2 separate regions of the Homo sapiens genome follow, and region 1 is linked to region 2. Evidence: chromatin contacts called from ENCODE POLR2A ChIA-PET data. All regions are on one chromosome and are shown on one strand. Each heading gives the region's core, a stretch centred on a gene start or an enhancer-like site at or near the end of the contact. The rest is flanking DNA. Distances are from core to core; before and after follow the strand shown. Region 1 has its middle 19 kb from the start of C6orf15. Region 2 holds the start of MUC22 (mucin 22).

Evidence for each region. ChIA-PET counts read pairs that join two places held with the same protein, here RNA polymerase II (POLR2A).
Region 1: POLR2A ChIA-PET joins it to region 2 with 10 read pairs in OCI-LY7. The contact joins the enhancer-like site here to the promoter of MUC22 in region 2. POLR2A ChIA-PET finds 5 or more read pairs at or near these places in 2 of 52 experiments (OCI-LY7 and activated naive CD4-positive, alpha-beta T cell).

The regions. Positions count from the first base shown.
Region 1 is chr6:31,091,085-31,097,036 of GRCh38, forward strand. No RefSeq gene overlaps it. Among named protein-coding and RNA genes, the nearest start is that of C6orf15, 19 kb to the right of the region's middle. Within about 2 kb of position 3,432, at least 6 of the 41 ENCODE cell types and tissues checked have a DNase peak (open chromatin) inside an H3K27ac peak, as active enhancers do.
Region 2 is chr6:31,006,013-31,012,580 of GRCh38, forward strand. MUC22 (mucin 22) reads left to right here and starts at 4,462. Exons shown (of 4, transcript NM_001395414.1): 1 at 4,462-4,764. The coding sequence starts at 4,695.

The sequences.
Region 1 (5,952 bases), core at 2,182-4,681, 84 kb after region 2:
CAAAGAGGGAAACACAATCATCACATGGCTTCCAGTGTCCAAAGTCTCAGAAGTAGTGAGACAGCCAGGTGGGAGGGGTTCCCTGGAGAAATGCCAACCAGCCTGCCCACTGAGGTGGAGCCTCAGGAAGTTTGTGCCCTTTGCAGCGGGGAGCAGCCTGGCCCCTCTTCTTAGTGTGTGGATCCTGGGATTTGAATGGCGGGTGGGAAGCGCTCTAGTAGGGACTCTGGCCTAGCGACAGTCCCTGTTTCTCCGTTTTCTTCCTTTTCATCCAATAAAACCCATCTCATTCACCATTCAGATTGTCTGCGAGCCTGAATTTTCGTGGCTGTGGGACAAAGAACCCGTCTTTAGCTGAACTAAGGAAAAGTCCCGCAATAGTAACACAACTAATCCTTTCCCTGAGACCAGGAAGCAGTTTTCTTCTGGTCTCCCTTGACCAGAAGGGGTGTGATAAAGTGAACAACGTCTCAACCACACCACTACCATAAATACAAGTTTTCATAGGATTTATTCATTTCTTCGGTGTTCCTGTTACAGCTGGTGGCACCATGTTCCGGCAGAATCAGTCAGATCAGTGCAGTCCCATGCTGTGTGTCCGTGCCACTGGTCTGGCTTAATTCAGGGATGAATTCTAGTGTACATGAAACAGACGGCACACATATTCTTCCATCAAACTGACAGAAGAAGTCTCTCTCCACCCATCTTTTGATATGTAGAGCATGACTGTGAGTTCAGTGTTATTATACACTTGATGTCACAGCCATTTTGAAGCTGCTGATTAAAAGTAGGTTATGGCTGGGCGTGGTGGCTCATGCCTGCAATCTCTTAGGGAGGCTGAGGTGGGAGAATCACTTGAGCCCAGGAGATCAGCCTGGGTAACATACCAGACCCTGTCTCTATTAAAGAAAATTAAGAAAATAAAATTAAAATAGGTTACAACAGAATACTCATGGCCAGAACATACCTGTCTTCATGTTCCCCTGCAGGGAACAATGACTAAACAGCTCATGATTCTTGTCCCTTGAGCCCCGCTTTTCTAGATTCCATAAAGGCCACCCTCTTCTGCATCCACATTCTTTCTTCAGTTGGCGCCTAGTACCATGGATTTGATTTTTGCTTCCTTAGGTCTAGTCTTTATCCATGCATACTTCCCCTTGGCTCCCTTTGATTGGATTTATTTACTCCCCAATTTCCTTAGCACCATCTACAGTGTCTTTTCCAGTTAGTGCCTCTCATTCACTGTGCACAGACTCCCCACAACTTTCATTCGTAGGTGATTAACTTTCATGTAATGTCCTAGGAAACCCTTTACTAGCTGTGTGACTTTAGGCAAATTACTTAACCTCTCTGAGCCATATTTTCATCATTTATAAAGCTCATAATGCCTACCTTGGAAGGATGTTTGGAATTAAAGTAAGTTAGAGGCTGGGTGCAGTGGCTCACACCTGTAATCCTAGCACTTTTGGAGGCCAAGGTGGTCAGATCACCTGAGATCAGGAGTTCTAGACCAGCCTGGTCAACATGGTGAGACCCCCGTCTCTTCTAAAAATACAAAAATTAGGCTGGGCACGGTGGCTTACACCTGTAATCCCAACATTTTGGGAGGCTGAGGTGGGCTGATCACCTGAAGTCAGGAGTTCAAGACCAGCCTGGCCAGCATGGTGAAACCCCATCTCTACCAAAAATACAAAAATTAGTTGGGCATGATGGCGGGTGCCTGTAATCCCAGCTATGCAGGAGTCTGAGGCAGGAGAATCGCTTGAACTTGGGAGGCGTATGTTGCAGTGAGCCGAGATCGCACCACTGCACTCTAGACTAGGTGACAGAGCGAGTCTCAAAAAAAAAAAAAAAAAAAAAATTAGCCGGGGGCGTATTCCCAGCTACTCAGGAGGCTAAGGCAGGAGAATCCTTTGAAGCCAGCAGGTGGAGGTTGCAGTCAGCCAAGATCGTGCCACTGCACTCCAGCCTGGGGGACAGAGTGACACTCTGTCACTCAAAAAATAACATAAAATAAATTATAATAATAATGGTAACAACAGCAAATTGTTATTGAGTTCTTATCGTGCCAGACACGATGCTAAGAATTTCGTATACAAATATTTGGTTGAGTCATCTCAACAAGCCTATCACATGGGAACTCTGACTATCCCCACTTTACAGATAAGGAAGATGAGGCTTAGAGAGCTTAGTGCTGGGCCCATTAGTTACAGTAGTTATAATTATTCAATGTCCTTCAATGTCATGAGAAAGTCACCATCAGCCTGGGAGTTCAGTGGGAGGGTCAGGAAAGACTTGAACAATGAGTTGTTTGCAGATGAATGGGCTTTTGTGTTTGTTTTGTTTTTATTATAAACCCAGTACTATACAGGTCTTTGTAAAAGTACAAAGTACAAAGTTGAAAAGTCCTGAAAAGCTTCTACCACCAAGGAATAACCGCCGAAATAATATCTCATCAGAACTTTCTCCATGAATACACTTTTTAAAAATTATCACCAGCAGTTTCATGGAACACGAATACTCTGTTTAAAAAAGAGATAAGCTTTTATGTCTATATTACTTTATTTTTTCTGAGTACTATTTTTTCCCCTGATTTTCACCGAAAGGGTTGCTCTCTATGTTGTTGTTTCAGCCCTTCCAGTAGTTTAAAACATGCATCTTTAGTTCTAGTCTAATTCATGATTTCCCTTACATCTATTTAAAGTTATAATTTTATTTAACATCAAAGGTTATTCAGTAGCTTTAGTCTTTCCCCTGAACCAAACACATTTATTTATTTATTTATTTATTTATTTATTTTTGGAATTGGAGTCTCACTCTGTCACCCAGGCTGGAGTGCAGTAGTGCGATCTCAGCTCACTGCAACCTCTGCCTCTGGGGTTCAAGTGATTCTCGTGCCTCAGCTTTCCGAGTAGCTAGGATTACAGTTGCCCGCCACTACGCCCAGCTAATTTTTATATTTTTAGTAGAGATGGGGTTTTGCCATATTGACCAGGCTGGTCTTGAATTCCTGATCTCAAGTGATCCGCCCGCCTCGGCCTCCCAAAGTGCTGGGATTACAGCCATGAGCCACTGCGTCTGGCCACCAAATACATTTTAACTTCTTTCCTCTTTCCATTCCTCTTACTGTACCCTTCTAGGATTCCCTGGGTTTTGTTAAAAGCTTCTGGAACTGGAATGTAGCAAATGAATGTTCCATTTAACAGGCAGAGAAAGAGGAGGTGGGCAAATCACAGAACCAAAGTGCAGAGTGGTGAAGAGCTCCAGTTGCATGCAGGGTGGGGTGGCTGCCAGGGCCCTGGTGCCTTCAGTCATTAGTTCTGCAAATGTTCATGAGTTCCACCAGTGGTGTCTGCCCAGCAGAGAGCAGGAGCAGGGGTGAGGGTGAGGACAAGAGACAGACAGAGCCTGGAGGGGCAGTCAGCTGCACAGGAACGACCTTCTGTGCAAGCTGCAGGCTCTGCACCCAGCCAGTACCTGAGCAGGGTAGAGGTCTGATGAACTGACTTATAGGATGGGCTGGAGGACGCAGAGCCTGTGGGTATGAGGCCAGTTAGGAGAGTGCTGTCACCACCCAGGCAGGAGGCCATGAACATCCCCATATGAGAAAGAAGGGCATAAACAGGAAACAAATTTAACAATTAAATAAAAGCACCTCCCTCATGCAGGAAACTCGCCCTGTGCCAGGCCCTGCAGAACCATCTGCAGAGTCATTTCCTCTCTTGGCAACTTGGCAGCCCCTAGCAAACACAATGCATCTTGGCTTGCCATCAGTGCAACCCTTGTTCTTCAGATACAGGTAAAATGCCAAATCCCTAAGAAGGCCTAGAAGGCTCTGCAGTGTCAGCACCAGCACCCCCACCCCTTGGCCCCTCTCTGTGGTCACTTTCTTGGGTCCTGCAGATGCTCCAGGCTCCACTCAAATTCTATTGGATTAAGGCTCACCCTAATGACCTCATTTTAACTTGATGACCTCTATAAAGACCCTATTTCCTAATCAGATCACATTCTGAGGTACCAGGGATTAAGATTTCAGCGTATCTTTTGGGGGTGGGGGACACATGGTCACATCCTGAATGACTATAGCTCAAACAGGTCTTTGTTAGGTGAAAATAACAGGTGGAAAAATCACTGAGCACTTCACCTTATCTCAAACTTATGACTTCAAAATCTCTACAGTGGACTGGTTTCCCAGCTGACCTCACCTTACGTGGAGTGTTGCCCAATTCACACTCTCCAGCCTTCCCCACACTGACTTTAACTTCCACATATTCCTTCACTTCATTCCTGCATAAACCTGGGTATGGTCCCTTCATTGTCTCTCAGTGATGTGGAAAGTTTTCATGATGAGTCTACCCTGCTCTCTCTAATGCAAGTAGGATACAACAAACAGCATGTTAAGTTAGCAAATTTGACATTAACGTCTATCTTAAAAAGTGGCCAACTATGGGCCAGGCACAGTGGATCACACTTGTAATCCCAGCATTTTGGGAGGCTGAGATGGGCAGATGGCTTCAGCCCAGGAGTTTGAGACCAGCCTGGGCAACATGGTGAAACCCTGTCTCTATTTAAAAAAAAAAAAAAAAAAATTAGCCAGGCATGGTGGTGCACTTGTAGTCCTAGCTACTTGGGAGGCTGAGGTGGGAGGATTGCTTGAGCCTGGGAGGTTGAGGTTGCACTAAGCCAAGATGGCACCACTGCACTCCAGCCTGGCAACACAGCAAGACTCTGTCTCAAACTAACAAACAAACAAACAAAAAAGTGGCCAACAGAGGAGGTAGTAGTTTTGTCACTAGCTGTCATGTGGAACCCCAGGACCTAGCCTTTGGTTTCAAATACTGTTTTTCATTTATAGAAACTAGGACCCCTTAGAATGCAAGGCTTAGGTGACAACTGATTCCATGTCTCAGAGAAGGAAAGAATCAGGACAGGACTTGAATGTTCTGTTGTTGCCATAGAGCAAGGATGACTTCAAGAATGTGAAGGACAGGCTGGGCACGTGGCTCATGCCTGTAATCCCAGCACTTTGGGAGGCCAAGACGGACAGATCACTTGAGCAGAGGGGTTCAAGACCAGCCTGGGCAACGTGGCGAAACCCCATCTCTACAAAAAATACAAAAAGTAGCTGGGCATGGTGATGCATGCCTGTAGTCCCAGCTATGTGGGAGGCTGAAATGGGAGGATCATCTGATGCTGGGAAGGTCAAGACTGCAGTGAGCTGTGACTGTGCCACTCCAATCTGGGCAACAGTGAGACCCTGTCGCAAAAAAGAAAGAAAAGAAAGAAAGAGAGAGAGAGAGAAGGAAGGAAGGAAAGAAGGAAGGAAGGAGGGAAGGAAGGAAGGAAAGTAAGTCAAGGACAGTGCTTAAAAAGACAAAGGAGCCAATTTCAAAGAGCTCCCATTGTTCAAGTTGACAGTCGGGCATGAAAGAAAGAAGATGGGAGGAGGAATGATAATTATGGTTAATTGAAGTAAATTGAATCTGTGGCAGGCCATGAAATCACGATAATAACAGATAAAAATTCACATAAAGGGCACAAAAGATGACTGTAATAGAGAAGAATTGAGTTTTAAAATTTTATTTTAATAAAAAGGGAACTATTCATTTTGTCTCTTCTATTAATTATGTGTCTGTTTATAAAGCAAAGATAGGTGCTTGCTTTTGTCTGTGTAAGCAGAAAACCCACAGAGAATGCTGAGAAAGCCAAGTAGCCCTGTTATAGTAGGCAGCTAGTCAGGCACGAGCAGAGCAGGAGAGGGCTTCCTACCACACACACCCACCAGGAATGCCAGGCGAGCATCAGGTGATGGCCAGGCGGTTATTAACTGTTTCTCTAAAATAATAACTGGTAGCAGCTGGCGCCAGGGACAGGCAGATCCCAATAGATAGAAAAAACCTGAAACTGGTGATCAGCAGCTTCCTGATAAGATCTCAGGAGTTGGGCGAGTGG
Region 2 (6,568 bases), core at 3,212-5,711:
AAGAGAATAGCTTGAACCTGGGAAGTGGAGGTTGCAGTGAGCCGAGATTGCACCACTGCACTCCAGCCTGGTCGACAGAGCGAGACTCCGTCTCAAAAAAATGAAAAATAAAAAATGTTAGGTAAGTTAATGATTCATATTTTCTTGAAAATATGGAAAGACGTATCATAAGAGAAGCATTTTTGCTTAATTCACCAAAAAGTTACTGGGGGCTATAAATTGAACACAGAGTCTTACAAGGCACAGGAAATTTTTTAGACGTTTATAAACATATCTTTTGATGCAGAGGAGTATGACAGGGTGATCAATAAAAGCTTTTCAAGCAAAAAATTATTACAGACCATATGACATCCCAGAAAAGACAAAACTATAAAGGCAGTCAAGAGTCAATGGTTGCCAGGGGTTACGAGGGTGGGGTGATGAATAGGTGGAGCACAGAGGATTCTTAGGGCGTGAAACTACTGTATATGATACTACAATGGTGGATGCCTGTCATTGTACATTTGTCAAAACCCATAGAATATACAAGAGTAAACCCTGACGTCAACGAGGTGGGGAGGTTGTGCTTGCGTAGGGGCAGGGAGTCTATGGGACCTCTGTACTTACCACTTAATTTTGCTGTGAACCCAAAACTGCTCTAAGAGATAAGGTTTATTAATTAGACATACTGTGATATATGTATAGCAGTAGAATATTTATGTTACTGGTATTTAATATGATATATGGAGAGAGACCAGTAGAATAATATGGGGAAAGTAAAATGGAACTATAAGTTCGTAGAGCAGGAGGAACCATTTAAAAACCTAGACTATTGAGGAAGAGCTTGCTTATATGTTATTCAAAAGGATAATGGAAGCTAGGTGCAGTGGCTCACGTCTGTAATCCCAGCACTTGGGGAGGCTGAGGCGGGAGGATTGCTTGAGCCCAAGAGTTCAACACCAGCCTGAGCAATATAGTGAGACCCCCCACATCTCTTAAAGTAAAATAAAATTTAAAAAAAGGATAATGATGAGTATTGAGATGCTGCTAGTGTTTAGAGTCTACTGGAAACATTTTAAAGAGTAGTAAAAACTTTTATTATTTCAATGTCTACATTTACAATATGGTAGAAATTACATTCTTTGCAATAATTAAATGTATGATAAAAAATTTAGATTAAACATAGACAGAGGAGGGAAAACAGCTTTTCAAAATTGTTTTTGAACGTATACACAACAGAAAATTTGAAGATGGGCACTCAAGCACATAGGACATTTCTACACAAATGGTGGCTCCAGATAGCTGAAGAAGCTTAAGCAGCTGTAGGAGAGATCTCCAAATCCAGGGACAGTGGCTGCCATCAGAGTGGTCCGTTTGTGGGAAAATGGGTCACAGACATAGACCATATCAGGCTATATTTCACAGAAAATCTTCTTCTTTTTGTTACTTTCTGATGAACTATATGCTATATGGAAGGTACCATTGAGACTCCTTGTGATGAAAATAACTCTACTTGAATTGGGGGTAAACTAAAATTAGAAGGGAAAGCAGACCCCTTGTCCAGCCAGGTTGAAGAAAATCTAAGCCGGTACAGGGTGAGGTTGAGAGAGATGGCAGCGAGAATCTGGAACACAGGCCTTTCCTAAATCAAACTTTCAGCACAGGTCATTCAAGGGCGAATTTCAAATCTATGCTATGTTTATAAATTGTGTACTCTACGTAATTGCCGGGTCCCTGGAATTCCCTACTCTGTGCGAAACTAATCTCTTACTCTCTAAAACAAACCCAAGTCCTAAGCCCACAACCCCTGTTTGCTCTTTCCTTCCTAGTCATCAGAACCCTCATGACTCAGACTCTCCAAGGAGGCATTTAAAAAAATGTTCTCGGACCAGTCAGCTCCACTCGAGCAACCTGCTCTTAACTCATTAATTTTCCCGACATGTCCCTTATGATGACTCGTCCATCTGTTTTTCAAATTCCACATAGCTGGGCCTCTGTAGCTTTGTGGTTTTATATTCCGCATACTTTCTAACAGTGACAGCTCCAGAATTTCTATGTCAGATGAAGTTGGGAACAGGCAGTCTGGTTGGAGGAAGATATTCAGGGGCCAGACTCAAAGTCCTGTTTGGACATGACAACCTCCTTTTATAATGGCGAAGAGCACAGGCTCTGCAGCTGGACTGATAGTTTAATTCCTGACTCCATCACTTACTAACTTTGTGAGTTTGGCCAAATTACTTGACTTCTCCATGGTTTAGTTTCCTTATTTGTAAAATGAAGACAATGGTAGTACTGTGTCTCAGAGTCGTTGGATGCCAATGCAGGATCCCAGTGACCAGATGGAACGAGAGGGAGCTCAGGAGAGACCAGCTTGAAGGGCCGAAGTCTTGTTCCCACATTGCCAGTAGGAGGCATAAATTCCCCCTCAGAGGACGTGCAGGAAAGAAGTGGAGGGGAGAGCCCTTGAAATGGGGGGAAAACAGTCCTGAGAGGGGCATTAAATTTCATATGGCCAAGTATTTACCCAAAAGAGACCTGAAACATTGTTTTCTTTTTCTTTCTTTTTTTTTTTTTTGAGACGGAGTCTCACTCTGTCACCCGGGCTGGAGTGCAGTGGTGCGATCTTGGCTCACTACAACCTCTGCCTCCCGGGTTCAAGCAATTCTCCTGCCTCAGCCTCCCAAGTAGCTGGGATTACAGGCACCCGCCACTACGCCCAGCTAATTTATTTTTATTTTTATTTTTATTAGAGATGGGGTTTCACCATGTTGATCAGGCTGGTCTCAAACTCCTAACCCGCCCACCTTGGCTTCCCAAAGTGTTGGGATTACAGGCGTGAGCCACCAAAATTTTTTTCTTTCTTATTGTTTTTAATTCTCCCCCCAAGCTTACTGAGGTAAAATAGACAAAAATTATATGTTTTCAGCGTGTACAATGTGTTGATTTGATGAGTATACATTGTGAAATAATTACCACTATCAAACTAATGAACACATCACCAACACATATTTACCATTTCTTTTCTGTGTGTGTTAGCAAATTTCAGATAGACAATACAATATTGTTAATTATAGTCTCCATGTGATTAAAGTTCCAGAACTCATTCTTCTTATAACTGAAAGTTTGTACCCTTGACTGTTGTTTTTAATCTTTAAATTGAGGCTTAAAATATATGCAGTAAAATGTGCAGAGTGGACACATAAGTGCTCAAGTCGTTGAATTTTATTTAATTCTTTAATGTATTTATTTTAAAGAAATAGAGACAGGGTCTTGCTATGTTGCCTAGACTGCTCTTGAACTCCTGGGCTCACACAATCCTCCCACCTCAGCCTCTCAAGGTGTTGGGATTACAGGCATGAGCCACCGCACCCGGCCAATTGTTGAATCTTAACACATGCATACACTCACCTACCCGCTTTCCAGATCAAGATGTGCCACATTCTTATCACCCCAGAAGCCTCCCCTGCCTCCTCCCCATCAGTGCCACCCTAGAGGTAGCCAGTATTTTGACTTTAATCATCATCAGTTGATTTTTCCATGTACTTGACTTTCATATAATTAGAACCATACAGTATGCCTTCCAAAAGAGACACTTTTAAAAGAAAATGAAATTTCATCACCAATATTTGGCAAGCTTATACCCGTATCCTCATTTCCAACCCCAGGCTTCCCTGCCATTGGTGGGAAAGAGAGTCTGGAAACTGAGTTGGGTGAGTTATAGCAAGCCAAACTACATTTTTCCTTGCATATCTGAATTACACGGGGTAAATTTCAATCAACTGCTAGTTGTGAGCCTAGAAATAGGGACGCAGGTGAGTCAGGGTCCCTGACCTATGCTTAAGAGCCATTGCCAAAGATTGACTCAGGGAAATGGGTAGTTCCGTGCCCCATCCTCTTCCCTACTCACTTCCGCTTGATACTAGAAGTGAGACTCACTCAGTGTCCACTTTCCCCACCCTTGGAGAGCTCACAGGGAGTGGAGTGTATCACTCACGTAGCCATGTGCTGCTCTGCAGCTGGGAAGGAGCACTCTGGAGAAAGCCGGGCGTGTGTCCTGATGCTCTTATCACCCTCCAAATCCCCAGCTTCCCCTAGATAGACTGCTATTGACCTTTACCATCCATTTGTTTCCTTTTCTTCTCTTCTTCCTTCTTTCTTCTACAAAGGCCTCCTGCTTTGAAAATGAGGCATACCCAGGGAAAACAGGTTTCAGGTCAGCTCTGGTTCAAAGGGTGGGTCCCTTCCACTCCGACAAGTTTGATCCCCTCATTCTGCCTCCCTCCCTGCCCCTCCTCATGTGTGCGCCCTCTGGTCTTGCCGACTCTGCTCTCTCCTCCGCCTTGATTCCTGTAGGGTACATCTCTCCAAACGGCCCTGCAGAAAGCACAGCGCAGAAATGCCCCTCCCTGGGGAGGGAGGACCCAAAGTTCTGGCCTCCCCTACTCAGTATCAGCTATAAATGCCACAGACACGTTTGCGAGGAAAAAAGAAGAAAAATAAGAAGCCAAACTGTGGAGCAATTTGGGGGCTCCCCCCAACCATGCCATCTGCCTACAAGGCTTACCCTGGCACTGGCTGGCCTTTGGGTCTTTTTGTGCAACTTTATTTTCTATCAAGGCCCAGGGGGTTTGCCCCTTGTCTCTCTGCCTCTTTGACCTATCCTTCCTTTGGAACCCAGGCATCTAAATGACAACTTCTATGTGCATCATTTAGAGATGAGAAGAGGAAATATCTCTCCTGCTTTCTGGTTCCTGTGGCTGCTTCTCTTTGGACTTCTGGGACCCAGTAAGTGACTTAGCAGTTAAGGAGGGAGAGGGGCATGGAGGCCACATAAGCCCTGAAGGAGATGGGGAATCCCCTGCCCAGGCATGACTCTTCTTCCAGAAACAATGATGATTCATTTTTTTTTTTTTTTTTTTGCCCATTTCTGCAAAAGCCAGTACTGATCCCAATTCCACTGACCATGATTCTGATGCTGTCTTAGAAGCAAATCTGTATTAGTCTCCCCCAGCTGTGGTTGTGAGCACATGTGGTGGGGCGGTGGGGCGGTGCTGGGGAAATGGAGGGGGGTGAGATTTTACTTTCCTTTGTATCTTGGATAAAAGTTTTTTTTTTTAACCGGAAAACTCTAGTTCCAATAGCATTCTTAATTCCAAATTAAAACCAGGATCTCAGTCTAAAGTCAAGTAAAAATCCTTCAATCCTTCTTTGTTTTTTTTCCATAGGTTATTTGGGTACAGGTGATATTTGGTTATGTAAGTGCTTTATTGGTGAATTGTGAGACTTTGGTGCACCCGTCACCAAGCAGTGTACACCGCACCCACCCTATCTGTAGTCTTTTATCTCTCGTGCCTCCCCCGTCCTTCCTCCCTAGTGCCCAAAGTCCACTGTATCATTCTCATGCGTTTGAGTCCTCACAGCTTAGCTCCCACCTATCAGTGAGAACATACGATGTTTGGTTTTCCATTCCTGAGTAACTTCACTTAGAATAATAGTCTACAGTCTCATCCAGGTCACTGCAAATGCCATTAATTCATTCCTTTTTATGGCTGAGTAGTATTCCATCGTATATATATGCCAGTTTCTTTATCCACCGTTGATTGATGGGCATTTGGGTTCCATGACTTTGCAATTGTGAATTGTGCTGCTATAAACATGTGTGTGCAAGTGTCTTTTTTGTATAATGACTTCTTTTCCTCTGGGTAGATACCCAGTAGTGGGATTACTGGATCAAATGGTAGATCTACTTTTAGTTCTTTAAGAAATCTCCACACTGTTTTCCATAGTGATTGTACTAGTTTACATTCCCACTAGCAGTGTAGAAGTGTTCCCTGATCACTGCATCTACGCCAACATCTACTGTTTTTTGATTTTTTGCTTCAACCCTTCTTCGGATGCTGCCTGATTCCAAATCCATGTATAATCCCCTGAGAACTTCCCTGGTAGAAACAAACCGGAGTTCGGCCACTGAGGGGTTGGCTCTGACATTGGATCAGCAATGGCTGTGAAAGGAAACAGCCCAGGGGAGAAGTGAATTGGGCTCCGTGTGACTCCAATGGGCTGTCTGAGATAGTACTGTTCACTCCAGTCTTTGATTTCTTACATCAACATATCTTCCCTAATTATGAGACACCAGGTTAATTGGCTCATCCATTCCATTGCCTTTACTGTAGGATGGCTCGTCAAGAAGTGGGAGGTGCGGTTGAAAGAGAAGGTATAGGTTGGATGATGTGGAGGATTTGGAGTGCTTCCCCCTTCTTCCTCAGTATGCATCTGTTTCCTGCACCCCACTCTGGATTCGCTCCCTCGCCCGCTTCAGCACTTCCCTCGGCGTTCTTTTTCTTCTCTTTCCCCTTGCCTTCACCCTGAATGCTTCAACTGTTCTCTACCTACCCATGCCTTCCAGATCTGCCCGTCGCCTGTCCTAATCCTGAACTCCAGTCCTATCTGTCTGATTTTAAACAAGAGTCCCCTTACCTCAGAAGAAACTGTCATTCATGTAGTCATTCAACAAACATTTATAGAGCTCCTCCTCTGGGCCAGGCACTGCTGCGTGCTAGGCCATGGTGAGGAATGGAGTGGGAAATGC